Regions from separate parts of the Homo sapiens genome. Here region 1 is linked to region 2. Evidence: chromatin contacts called from ENCODE Hi-C or POLR2A ChIA-PET data. All regions are on one chromosome and are shown on one strand. The core of a region is the stretch at or near the end of the contact, and the rest is flanking DNA. Distances in the headings are between cores, read along the strand shown. Region 1 has its middle 99 kb from the start of TMEM106B. Region 2 overlaps LOC124901589 (a long non-coding RNA gene).

Region 1 (5,850 bases), core at 2,912-5,411, 45 kb before region 2:
GGATAGTTTCTAACTTGAACTTATTTAATGGTGTGCTGGTAAACAATTTCTGGGAAGACAAAAAGTAGCATTTGCCAACTCCCCTGGCATAAATACTTCTACCGTGGCCAAGTCCAAGCTGCATGGCATTAAAACAAGCTTTCAACTTTTTTGTGAGCATCTACACACTAACTCAAATGCACACCTGGAGCTATTATATATAAAACTGCTCTGAAAATTCTTATATAAGTGGGACGTTTTTGCACATTTAAACTCATTTCACTTGGGTATGTGTGCTAATTGTGGGATTTCTAGGTAATAGGATAGACATATGTTGAATTAGTAGAAACTGGCAAATTTCTTAATTTGCTGATCATGTTTACAACAAGCAAAATTATACTTTATCAAATTCTTTTCTCCATTTATTGACATAATCTTGTGATTTTTCTTCTTGACCCATCAATGGGAAGAATTATAGAGATATACACTTCACATGCAGTGAAAATATTATTACTATTTGATCAAATTATACTCTTTTTTGAACACACTTTTGGATTTGTTTAGTGTTTTGTTTAGGCTTTTTACATAGATACCATACATTTTTGCTGAAATGAAAGCAAAAATATTATTTTAATTTCAAAACTAAGATTAAAATTTAAAGTATATAAATTAGAACATATAGAAGCTCTCATAAAGTTTCTATTATTGCTTATTTTTAGCTGGGCTTTATTCTATAAGGCCATAGTCCTAAAACTATTGTTTTTAATCCTGGAAGTACACTAAAATCACCTGGGGAGCTTTTATAAAAATTCCAGGTCCTCACCCTTCAAATCAGAATTGTAATTCTGGTGACAGGAAATAGCCGTGAGAAACATATGGGGTATCACCCTTACCTCAGATAGAATCTAGTGTGCTAGAGATGCCTTGGTGATTATGAAATACACATGTACATCACACACACAAAAACTATGATTAAGGAGAGGGTTAAATGGCCTCTAGTTCTGCATCTAGCTCTGAAGTTCCACGATTCTTAGAAAAGGTTAATTTGCTTATTTAGCTTTCTTCATTAGTTCTGCAGCTCACCAACCAGCCATCCAGTGATTTCAAAGTGCAACTTTTTTGCCTGAAGTGAAATTCACAAAGTTACAAGTGAGAGACTCTCACATGTCTGCAGTCTCAGTACGTCCCTTTGATTTTCCTAATAGGAGAAGCCAAGATTTTTGCCTTTCTTCTCTCCCCCTTCTTGCTGCAAATAGGTTTTCCTTGTGTTTATTCGTTCATCTGTCTTCTTTCCCAACCAGCTGCTTCTGTAAAAGGTATTTCATAAAGCTATTTTCAAATCTTACAGATTCCTAATCAACAAAGTGAAGTTTTCTATATTCTTAAGATTATTTGGGGTACATTGGATGAGGTAGCTTTTAAGTCCATCAACAGAAGAGCCTCTCTATGTATCTTTTCTTTTGATCCTCGAAGACCAAGTTCTTATGAGACAACTGAGATTTCAATTACAGAATGAATTGCCTGAAGTCTAAAGTTTGAATTGAGGTTTATCAACTTTGAGAAATTCAAGCCTCAGCATGAAATAGACACACTCCTTATTAAGTGTGTTGAGTTTAAATGTATTTTGAAACATTCAGAAAAGAATTGTCTGGTGTGGTCCACGTCAGTAGAGAAAGGCATGCAAATTGTGAGAGTCAATATGGAAGAGTAGAAAGGATACAGGACCAAGATCAGGTGTGAATCAATTTGGAAGAGTGAAAAGAATATAGGAACAAGAACAGTAAATCTTTGTTCTGTTGTTTTCTGACTGCTGTTGAAAAAGGGTTCACATTTTCAGAGCTTAAGTTCCTCCTCCTTAAGATGGGAGATGAATTCTTCCCCTCATTTCAGATTCCTGTGAGTAACAAATGAGGAAATAGATATGAATACTTTTTTAATTTGAAAAGTGCAATCCACGTGAAGAATGTATGAATGGTAAAGTAAAGCCACTGAAAAGGAAGTGAACTTTTTGCAGGATATTCACAGAAATGAGTTGAAATCAGAGCTCCAAGCTCAGTCCAGTTAATGGCAACAATCCTCTATTGTCACTCAATAATGGTGGTAACCTCCACTGAGTCCCTTTTATTTTAGCTACTTAATAACTTTGCTCCACATGAACACTTTCCATCGCTATAGAGAATCTCTAAGAAATCATGTGAATACATTTAACACAATTATCTTAGTGCAGTTTTTCCTCCATGATCAGAAAACTAAGGACTAGCATTAGATCTTTATCAGAAAATAAATTATCATGCCTTTTAATTCAGTAAGTAACTTTTTTTCCATTAGATTGATTTTGTTGATGAAGTACGGTCTAAAACATTGTCCAATGTATTATGTTGTATTTTGTTTTCCATTTTTTTTTTCAGATATAATCTGTAAGTTTTTCATGCATTTTTTCTTTTGGGTGATCTACGGTTCTCTTTATTAATATATCTGTCAATTTCCTCATATACAGAGCAATTAATCTCACTTTTTCCCTGAAGTGTATTTTTTAATATATCAGTTAGGCAAAGGAAATAGAACATAAAATATCAGTAAAGAAATTACTATGCACTTCATTTGCTTTCAGTTTGAATAATGAAATGAATATAGGTAGATAAAGTATACATGGTAGCCCCCAGGAAAAACCTAAATGTTGTCTCCTTTCCACTTAAAACATACTAGGCATAATTTATAGTGGAGAGAAGTAGATTTTTCCAAGTAGCTTGTAGAATTTAGTACTGGGATGGCTTAGATCAATAGTTTTGAAAGAGGGAGGGGGAATGATTTTGCCTCAAGGGAACTTTCGGCACCATCTGGAGTATTTTTGGTTGTAACAGCTGAAGGGGTGCCATAGGCATCTTGTCACAGAGGCCAAGGTAGGCTAAGGCTAAACATGCTACATTGCACAAGACAGCCCCACAACAAAGAATTATTCCAGTTGAAATATCAAGAGTCGGAGATTAAGAACCTGCCTTTGATTCAATGGGTGATAAATTCCATAACTTGAAAGGAGCCTCTACATTAGGCCTTAGGGATGGAAAAGGAAAAATTTCATAAAAGCGAGTTGCAATAGTGTAAATGAAAGCCACAATTTCAGCTGGTAGCCTTGAGTGCTGTGGTGTTCACATTAGCTCCACCTTTGACACTTTTTAAATTTAGAGAAATGATCCTAGTAGACTTACAGTAAATTATATCTAAAGCCGTTCTATCAATGGATTTGGGGGATTGCGTTGGTGAGAGCTTTGACCTTTGTAGATCACTGAAATGGCCAAAAAGAAAAAAAAAAATACAGAGGAAAATAGAATAAGAACAAAATCCAGAAAGGTGAGCATTGAGTAGGCAATGGTAATACAACTGTATATCTTGTTCTCCGTAGCTCTTTGGGAGGGGAAGGAAGCAGGTATGACAGGGCTTGGGAAGGATGTGGAGCCTACTGACTCAGAATCAAATCCCAGCCGGAGGGTATCTGCCAGTCTCAACCCACAGCCTCAGATCTTATAGCTGACCCTGGTCCTAGAACCTGCTAGGGCTCTGGGACACAGGGTATGGATTCCGAGGGTGGCTACTGCCCTCTGTGGGACCCTCGCAATGGGACATGGGGCTCTGTGCTCTGGCGAGCGTGCAGTACAGAACAGGAGTGCGGACATGCAGGGGACCGCTGTGCGCAGAGCTGAGGCTGGGGCACTGAGGGTTCTCCCTCTTGGGCAGGGAAGGACAGGGCGCACGCGCCACCAGAGGCGCACAGGACCGGCGACGGCTGCACTGGGGCTGGAACTGGCGGCAGGGCATTGTCAGGGCGGGACCCGGCGATCGCAGGGTGGGCGGCTTGCAGGGATCAGAAGCAGGAGGCAGGAGGTCCGGGCACCCGGCTCTGGGCATCAGGCCGCTCTTTATCCTGAATCCCCGCCTCCCTCTGCCCTGACGCCCTGCGCGCACTCCATCTCAGGCCGCGAAGTGGGCCATGTGAGCAGTCTCCCTCCTCCTTTCCCCGCGGGCGACACGAGGAGCCCAGGGCGCAGCGGGCTCGAATCACATAGTGCCCGCCCCGGATTTCGTGCGCAGAGAGAACCCCAGGCCCCACAGGCCCTCCCACGCTCTGCCCAGATCCCTGGGCAAGAGTCCACCGTCAGCATCGTCGCTTGTAAGTCTTGTCTGCTTAGTTAGACAGAACTTCCAAGAACTGGAAGTTCTAAAATCCTTTCCCGCACTCTTGGTGGGGGTTGCAGTAAGTTGTGGAGAGAGCAGGGAGATTTGACCCGGATGAATACAGTAAATCTTTAAAATAAGCATATTGACGATATAGTTTCATCTTTCCAAACTGCTATTAAATACGACCTGAAGTGAAAAATGACGTCCATGTTGAGTGCAAAATTTAGAGGGCTGTCATTAGACAAGCAGACCTAGTGAATGGGATCATTCTATTCAGCTGGAACTAGGCTTCTTAACAAGAGTAGCAGAAGTCCTTTCAAAGACTTAAAAATAAGTTCCCATCATCTATTTCTTGCATACATCTAGTGATAACATTGATTTTATATGAAAAGAAATTTAAGGTTAGTGCCAATTTTGTTAAAACTCTGACCCTGTGTATATTTTACAAACTTTTTTTTTTTGGAACAGTTTTGCAAATGTGACCATATAGAAGGAGATAATTTGGGAGTAGGGGGATGAAGAAACTTTTCTAGAATATAAAACAAATTTAATAAGAAACCTGTTACCTAAGCTACTTTCATACAGTTTCAGCATGCTGGAGTAGGAATATGAAGTTTTTGTTGTTGTTGTTGGGTCTCTGCTTAGTAATTGTGTGATCCTAAACAAATCACTTAACCGTCTGAGGCTGTTTTCCTCAACCTTAATTTTGTAAGAGACAGTCAGTGCTTTGATTAGTGAGAATATGATACACTGTTATTTTTCAAACTGTTCATTGGTAATTTGCTTGTCCACCCGACAGCCTTAGGTAGATAAGAGGAGATGGGTTGGGTAAGGAAAGACGTGTCTTTCCCAGGTAATTCTGATCATGACCTTTTCCTCATTCCCTTCCCTTTAGGAATTTTTTGAATTCTCTAGTGGACAGAGGCTGGTTAATATGTAACTTTATAAACTACCATATTTGATTTTTATGCCAAAGGTTTTCCTTTAGTCATTTTTTTTTTCTGAAGCAGAAAAGTAGTGACATATAGATTTAAAATAGGATGGCGTGGTGAATGCTTTACCTTTGAGCTGCATTTAGTATGTCGTTTAGTTGAAATATTTTATTTGTAAAAATGAGTTTGGCACACCACACATGTTAAATTTTCAGGAGCGGGCTCAGAATATTTAAGAATGAGTGATTTCACAGTCTATTGGGATATGAGGAAATATCTTTATAAGCTAATTAAGATTTTAATTCTTAATTTGATTCATTTGTCTCACATTGCCTGGGTGAGTTCAACCATTTAAATTGGGCAAACTCAGCTAAGCCCCTTCTCAGCCTGCAGGCATGCCCAGTCTTTGTCAGGAACTGCAGTATACCAAGGACCAAATCTGGTTTTACTGGAATTTACCTTGACAGTAGTATCCGTAATGACTCTTTACCATTTTTTGAGTACTTAAAATATTTATTATTTGGTAGGTCATGGTTAGAAATTATCTCACATTTTATTTATATAGATTGCTATAATACATACATGTAAATATATGTGAAAGTGACTAAAATAGTAAATTTGCTGTTTAATTATATCATAAACATACATATATCCATAGGATTTCAAAGAAAAAAGCATTACTGATTTTTTGTTTTGTATTAATAATTTGATATAGAATTTAAGTCAGTTCTCAGCCTTCAGTGGGGTCCTACTTGGGATTGCTTAG
Region 2 (6,087 bases), core at 1,400-3,899:
TCCCAGCGGGGGTCTTGGGCAGGGAATTTCTGGTCCATGGTAGGAACGTTTTGACTGGGTGAATGCTCACGTTCTCAAACTACTATAGCAGCCCTATGAATCATACTCCTTTCTTCTCCTGAAAAGAGGATGTCCAAAATGGACATTAACTCAACCCAAGTGTATAACTGAGGTCCTAAAAATTGATCAATTTGATCTGCCACTCCGTAAGGGTCATCTAGTAATGGCTTAAGCTCCTTTTTTAAACTCTGGAATTCTGAACTGGTTAAGGGAGTATCCATGAAGTCAATGGTTCCTCCTCCTTGTGGCACCTATCTTAAGGGAAGGAGATCAGGGGCTGACTCTTTAGTTGTAGAGGGAAAAGGGAAGTTTCGGATATCCTTTTTATATTGTTCTATTTCACATTGGAGTCCCTTTAGGGAGGGGTCCTTAGGCTGTTAGGGGACAGACTCTTGGGATGATAATTTCCAAGAGTCAGGATTGTAAGGAGGGGGAATAACGTGAGTAGGTGAAGAATCTGGAGCAGGATCTTGGGCAGCAGCAGCTGTCTGAGGAGAGGGCTTGGGGTCACTGAGCAGGGGAAGATGGTCTAGGGGATCCCATATGCTGGAGTCTTTGCGCATGGGAACTAACTTATGTAATTTTTCCTTTTGTGATGTTACATTGGGTTCTTCCCTAGTTGTCTTTAAGGGGAAAAGGACAGGTCTCTGCCTCCAACAAAGAGCATAGTCTAGTTCCTCTTGAGAAACGAGGCTTTTATCATTTACATATTGAATGAAAAGCTGACACATTACATCTTCATTCGACCCAAACTTTGGTCAGAAGATTTGAGGGTTTGAAGATGGGTCTCTGAGTCCAAATAAAACAGCAATATTTTATCATTTGTTGCTTTTTCTTATGTTTAGTCCTCTCATTATTTTTCCAGTATTTTAACATGAGACCTAGGGGACTATGAGGGGGAATCATCTTTGTTGGTATTTTTATCCTTTTTACTCCCTGTCTTGCTTAGGGTATTTCCCATGTTGGGTCCTAGTTAGGCTTAATCCCTCATACTAGAGATTTCTTGCCTATCTTTTAGCCCCACCTGCTGGAGGATCCTTGCACCCTTCTTTTGCTTCATCCACTCTGGCCGCTTCCCTTTTGGGTGTCTAGGCCCCTCTTGGTATTGGCATGCCAGTTTGAACCCCATGGCAGGATCTGTCCTAAGCCGTATGAGGTGACCATGGAACCGCAGATAGGACCCACTCACTCCACACAGCGGTAGTGCGTAGTACCATTCACACAAGCAGCACTGCAAGCAGTAGTGTTTGTGATCATTTAAACACACTTTTAACCTCCAGAATATCTTGACCAGCAAGGAAATACTTCGTCACCCCTGCGACATTGCTTAACTTGGTCTGTGTACAGAGTTACCTGATTGCTGCGGTATGTGAGAATCCTTTCCCCAAGCTATCATCCTGTTTCCTTCTGGGTTGTTGAGAGCCCGAGTTTATTTGTCGCACTGGGTGGTTCCCCATCTCTCACCCTGAGGCCACCACAATGAGGCAATGGGACGCGTCTCCCCACGAGAAGTGAATGGAGACCCATTCCCTGGAGGAGAATGGGAATCCCGGGCAGGCGCCCAAAATTGTTGGAAGTAAATGCTCGGTGCCACAAAGTGAAAATAGCATTCAGACAAAAGTTTTCTCAACAAAACAATTTACTTCTATAGAAGGGTGAGTCTCATGGATAGAGCAATGGAGAGAGCACACCAGACAAGGGAGGGGAAGAGAGTCTTATCCTTAATGCAGTTAGTCCCTACTGCTGTGTCTTTCCTCTATTGACTAGGGTTAGACCGCACAGTCTAAGGTAATTCGGGTTGGCTATTTTAAAGAGAGCAGTGGTACAAGCTGAAATGGCAGGGTGAGTAGTTTTGGTGGGAGGGATGGTTACAAAACAGGTGACTAAGTATGACTAAGGACAGAGCAGGTGACTAAGGACAGAACAGGTGACTATAAGGATGACTAAAGACAGAGCAGATGACTAAGGACAGAGCAGGTGACTAAGGACAGAGAGGGTGATAGAGGTTAGGAGGGGGTTGTTTACTGAAACTAGGGACAAAGAGACGTAAAGAACAAGGAAGTTAAACTTTAAGATGAGGAACAAAGAACAGGGAAGCTGAACATAGTGACATATTGGTTCTTTAAAGAGAAATCTACTGTATCCTACAAGGCCTTAGTGCAGACCAAGTTGCATTACTTCTGTGGTATGGCAAACAGTCCTAAAATAAGCAGATATAAAACAAACAAAATCATACAGCATGTTTTCTATTAGGAATACAAAGGGAAAGCAAACGTAACATGTCTAGTCCTTAGTAAAACCTGGGTGACAAAAGAGAAGAGTGAAAAAGGGCAGCACATCATTGTGGTATATGTTTCTTATATATGTTTCTTAACGTCCTTTCGTTCTTTACGTCTCTTGTCCCTAGTTTCAATAAACAGCCCCCTCCTAATCTCTATCACCTGCTCTGTCCTTAGTCACCTCCTCTGTCTTTACTCATCCTTATAGTCACCTGTTCCATGCTTAGTCACCTGTTCTGTCCTTAGTCATCCTTAGTCACCTGTTTTGTAACCATCCTTCCCACCGAAACTACTCACCTCACCATTCCAGGTCATACCCCTGCTCTCTTTAAAGCAGCCAATTGGAATTACCTTAGACTGTGTGGTCTAACCCTAGTCAATAGGGGAAAGACACAGCAGTAGGGACTAGCTGCATTAAGGATAAGACGCTCTTCCCATCCCTTGTCTGGTGTGCTCTCTCCATTGCTCTATCCATGAGACTCACCCTTCTATAGAAGTAAATTGTCTTGTTGAGAAAACTTTTGTCTGAATGCTATTTTTACTTTGTGGCACTGAACATTTACTTCCAACAATTTTGGGGGCCTGCCTGGGATTCCCATTCTCCTCCAGGGAACAGGTCTCCATTCACTTCAAGTGGGGAAGAGCTTCACATACACCTTTATTTTTTATTTTCATTAATGTCACTAATTCACATTATAAAATGATGGTAAAACATTTACATAAGTGCTGGACTGCAGTTCAATGTGTTTTTAAGTGCAGAAACAAAGTTACCGTCTAAACTAAATTTTGTTCCATTTGACGTAAAAAGAGAAATATCTACTTAAAGCAATCTTTCGTTTTATAGGTGAATGAAATGCTAATCACAAATAATTCTCATATAATCAGTAAAGAAATCACTTATAAAGTCCTATAAGCTGACATTTTGTCCAGCTCAAGCTCCTGTTTGTACTTAAAATATTAAAATTATAAGTCTTGAAACTAATTCTAACTGGAGGATCCTGCTTGTTTGCAGTCTCTGCAAAACAGTTTCAATATAGTATATTTCAACTTCCTTTCAAGACGGAGACTATATTTCTGTTGTTGAAGCAATTAGGTGCATATTTTACCTACAACAATCAATAAGTAGACAGTCTGTTTCTTATACTCTTCTTCCACCACAGCTAGGTGTTAGACAAACACAAGTCATTCAGGCATTTTTAAAAGACCCTTCTTTCTGTTGCTATGTCCTCTAATTTCTGATTTCTGCCTGGGGGAGCTTACAGCAAGTATAACTCTCTTTTGTGGTGGCTAGGGAAGCTAAAAAAAAAAAGTTTTGCAAAACATAAAATAAAACACCCTTTTTATAAAAGCAAGGTGAAAAGTTCAAACATCCAGCTTCATTGGCAAATTGTGATTTGGCTCCATGAAAGTAAGTTTACTCCCTGATTCAGTGAGAAGATACATACTGATCCTTAGTAACTGCTTTGCCTGTGGCATGTGTGATAATCACATTATGTAGACCATTAATCTGCTTCCGGGTCTATTTGATGTCAATGACTCAGTTATATTTATGGATGGGGCAGATCTCAGTTTTACCTTTTAAAGTTACTTAAAGAGAATAAGCATAACAATATGTATTAGTTTTCTATTGTTGCCATAACAAACTAGCACAATGTTAGTGGCTTAAAACAACACTAAATTATGTTACTCTTCTGGCAGTCCTACATAGTCTCACTAGTCTCAAATCAAGGTATCAGCAGGGTTGCATTCCTTTCTGGAGGCTTTTAGGAGGATTGGTTTCATTGACTTTCCAATTTCTAGAGGCTACCCACATTTCCTGACTATGACCCCCTTTCTGCATCTTTAAAACGAGCAAAATTCATCCTCTGACAATCTTTTGTTATATATCTCTCTGATTGCAGCTGGGAAAAAGTTTCCATTTTTAAGAACTCGTATATTTAGACTGGGCCCATGTGAGTAATCCAGGATAATCTCCCCATTTAAAGATCCTTTACCTATGGCCAGCTGTGGTGGCTCTGCCTGTAATCCCCGCACTTTGGGAGGTCGAGGCGGGAGGCTTGCTTGAGGCCAGGAGTTTGACACCAGCCTGGGCAACATAGTGAGACCTCATCTCTACAACAAATAAAAAAAATTATCCAGTATCTGGGCATAGTGGCATATACCTCCAGTCCAAGCTACTTGAGCACTGAGATGGGAGAATCACTTGAGCCCAGGAGGTCGAGGCTACAGTGAGCGAAGATCATACCACTGCAGTCTAGCCTGGGTGACAGAGTGAGATCTTATATCAAAAAAAAAAAAAAAATTTCTTCACCTGAATAACATCAACCAAGTCCCTTTGGCCATGAGAGGTAACATATTAGGATATGAACAACTTTTCTTGAGGGGAGGAAGGGGTGGCATAATTCTGTCTACTATAGAATAGTTTAGGACAGCAATATCCAGAGCAAATTAAATGTGCAAATTTATTTTTGGTAGAATTTTTTTCTCCAATTAAATGAGTTTCTTTCAGCTCTTTCCCTGAAAGGTATTTTGATTTTCATTATATTTCATTCTTTTGATTATTTTCACTTAATAGATGTGAAAATTGAAGTTCATAAAATTATCAAAAGTCATGCTTCAAGATGTAGGAGGAGCCAAAGGCTGCATCAGGTGTTGGGTTCGAAGAGTCTTTCCTCCAGTGACCCATTGTTCTCCAAATTATTCACAAGAGAACAGACAAAAAAGTGATGTCCTAGAAAATCATAGGCCAGTCTCTCAACCAGAAAACTTCTGGGAATGCTATTTTTAAAGTCCTTAACAGATTTTTCTTACTGAAAGTCATAACAAATGTTTCCTCTAGAAAAAAATGTTTCTATTGAAGTATATTTGACAATTGAAAATTGTATATATTTAAGAAGTACAATTTGATGATTTGATATACATATTCATTGTGACATAAGTGCAACAGCCAAGATAATTAACATAGCCATTTCTTGAGTTATCATTTTTGTTTCTTTTTGTTGTGAGAACACTTAAGAGCTAACCTCTTAGCAAATTTCAATTATACAGTAAGTTGTTTATTATAGTCACATTGGTATACATTAAATCTCCATAACTTATTCTTGTTACACTGAAACTTTATACTCCTTAACAGGATCTTGCTGTTTCCCCATCTATCCAGTTCCTAGCAAACACTCTTCTTTCTGCTTCTATGAGTTTGATTCTTTTAGATCCCACATAGGAGATCATGAAGCATTTGTTTTTCTGTGACTGGATTATTTATACATGGTTTATCCACGTTGTTACAAATAACTGGTTTTTATATTTTTTTGCAATGTGGAATAATATTCAGAAAAAAATATTCATAAAAGCTGTGCAACATTCCATTATGTATTTATACTACATTTTCTTTATTCAGTCACCTGTTGATGGACACAGGTTGTTTGCACATATTGGCTATGGTGAATAGAGCTGCAATGAATATGGGGGTGCAGATCTCTTGAAAATCTTGATTTAGTTTTGTTTTTATATAGTCCTAGAAGTGAGACTTCTGGGTCATAGGGTAGTTCTATTTTTAATTTTTTTAGAAACCCACATACTGTTTTCCATCATGTTTGTACATTCCCAGCAACATTACCCAAGGGTTCCCTTTCTTCCAGATCTCTCTGATTATAGCCACTCTAACAGATGTGAGGTGATATCTCATTGACATTTTGATTGGTTATCCCTGATAATTAGTGATACCTTCTCATATACTTGTAGGTACCTG

Evidence for each region. A loop is a pair of places that touch in the nucleus more often than their neighbours do. ChIA-PET counts read pairs that join two places held with the same protein, here RNA polymerase II (POLR2A). Pooled maps may share reads with other maps.
Region 1: a loop to region 2 is called in a pooled map, with 5 times the contacts of the local background. The contact joins two enhancer-like sites. A Hi-C loop is called at or near these places in 2 of 168 maps with a recorded cell type or tissue (Caco-2 and dorsolateral prefrontal cortex) and 5 of 50 pooled maps. POLR2A ChIA-PET finds 5 or more read pairs at or near these places in 2 of 52 experiments (CD4-positive, alpha-beta T cell and activated CD4-positive, alpha-beta T cell).

The regions. Positions count from the first base shown.
Region 1 is chr7:12,109,807-12,115,656 of GRCh38, reverse strand. No RefSeq gene overlaps it. Among named protein-coding and RNA genes, the nearest start is that of TMEM106B, 99 kb to the left of the region's middle. Within about 2 kb of position 4,161, at least 7 of the 41 ENCODE cell types and tissues checked have a DNase peak (open chromatin) inside an H3K27ac peak, as active enhancers do.
Region 2 is chr7:12,062,678-12,068,764 of GRCh38, reverse strand. All of the region lies in intron 1 of LOC124901589 (a long non-coding RNA gene), which reads left to right. Among named protein-coding and RNA genes, the nearest start is that of TMEM106B, 150 kb to the left of the region's middle. RefSeq lists an enhancer at 1,608-2,807. Within about 2 kb of position 2,649, at least 4 of the 41 ENCODE cell types and tissues checked have a DNase peak (open chromatin) inside an H3K27ac peak, as active enhancers do.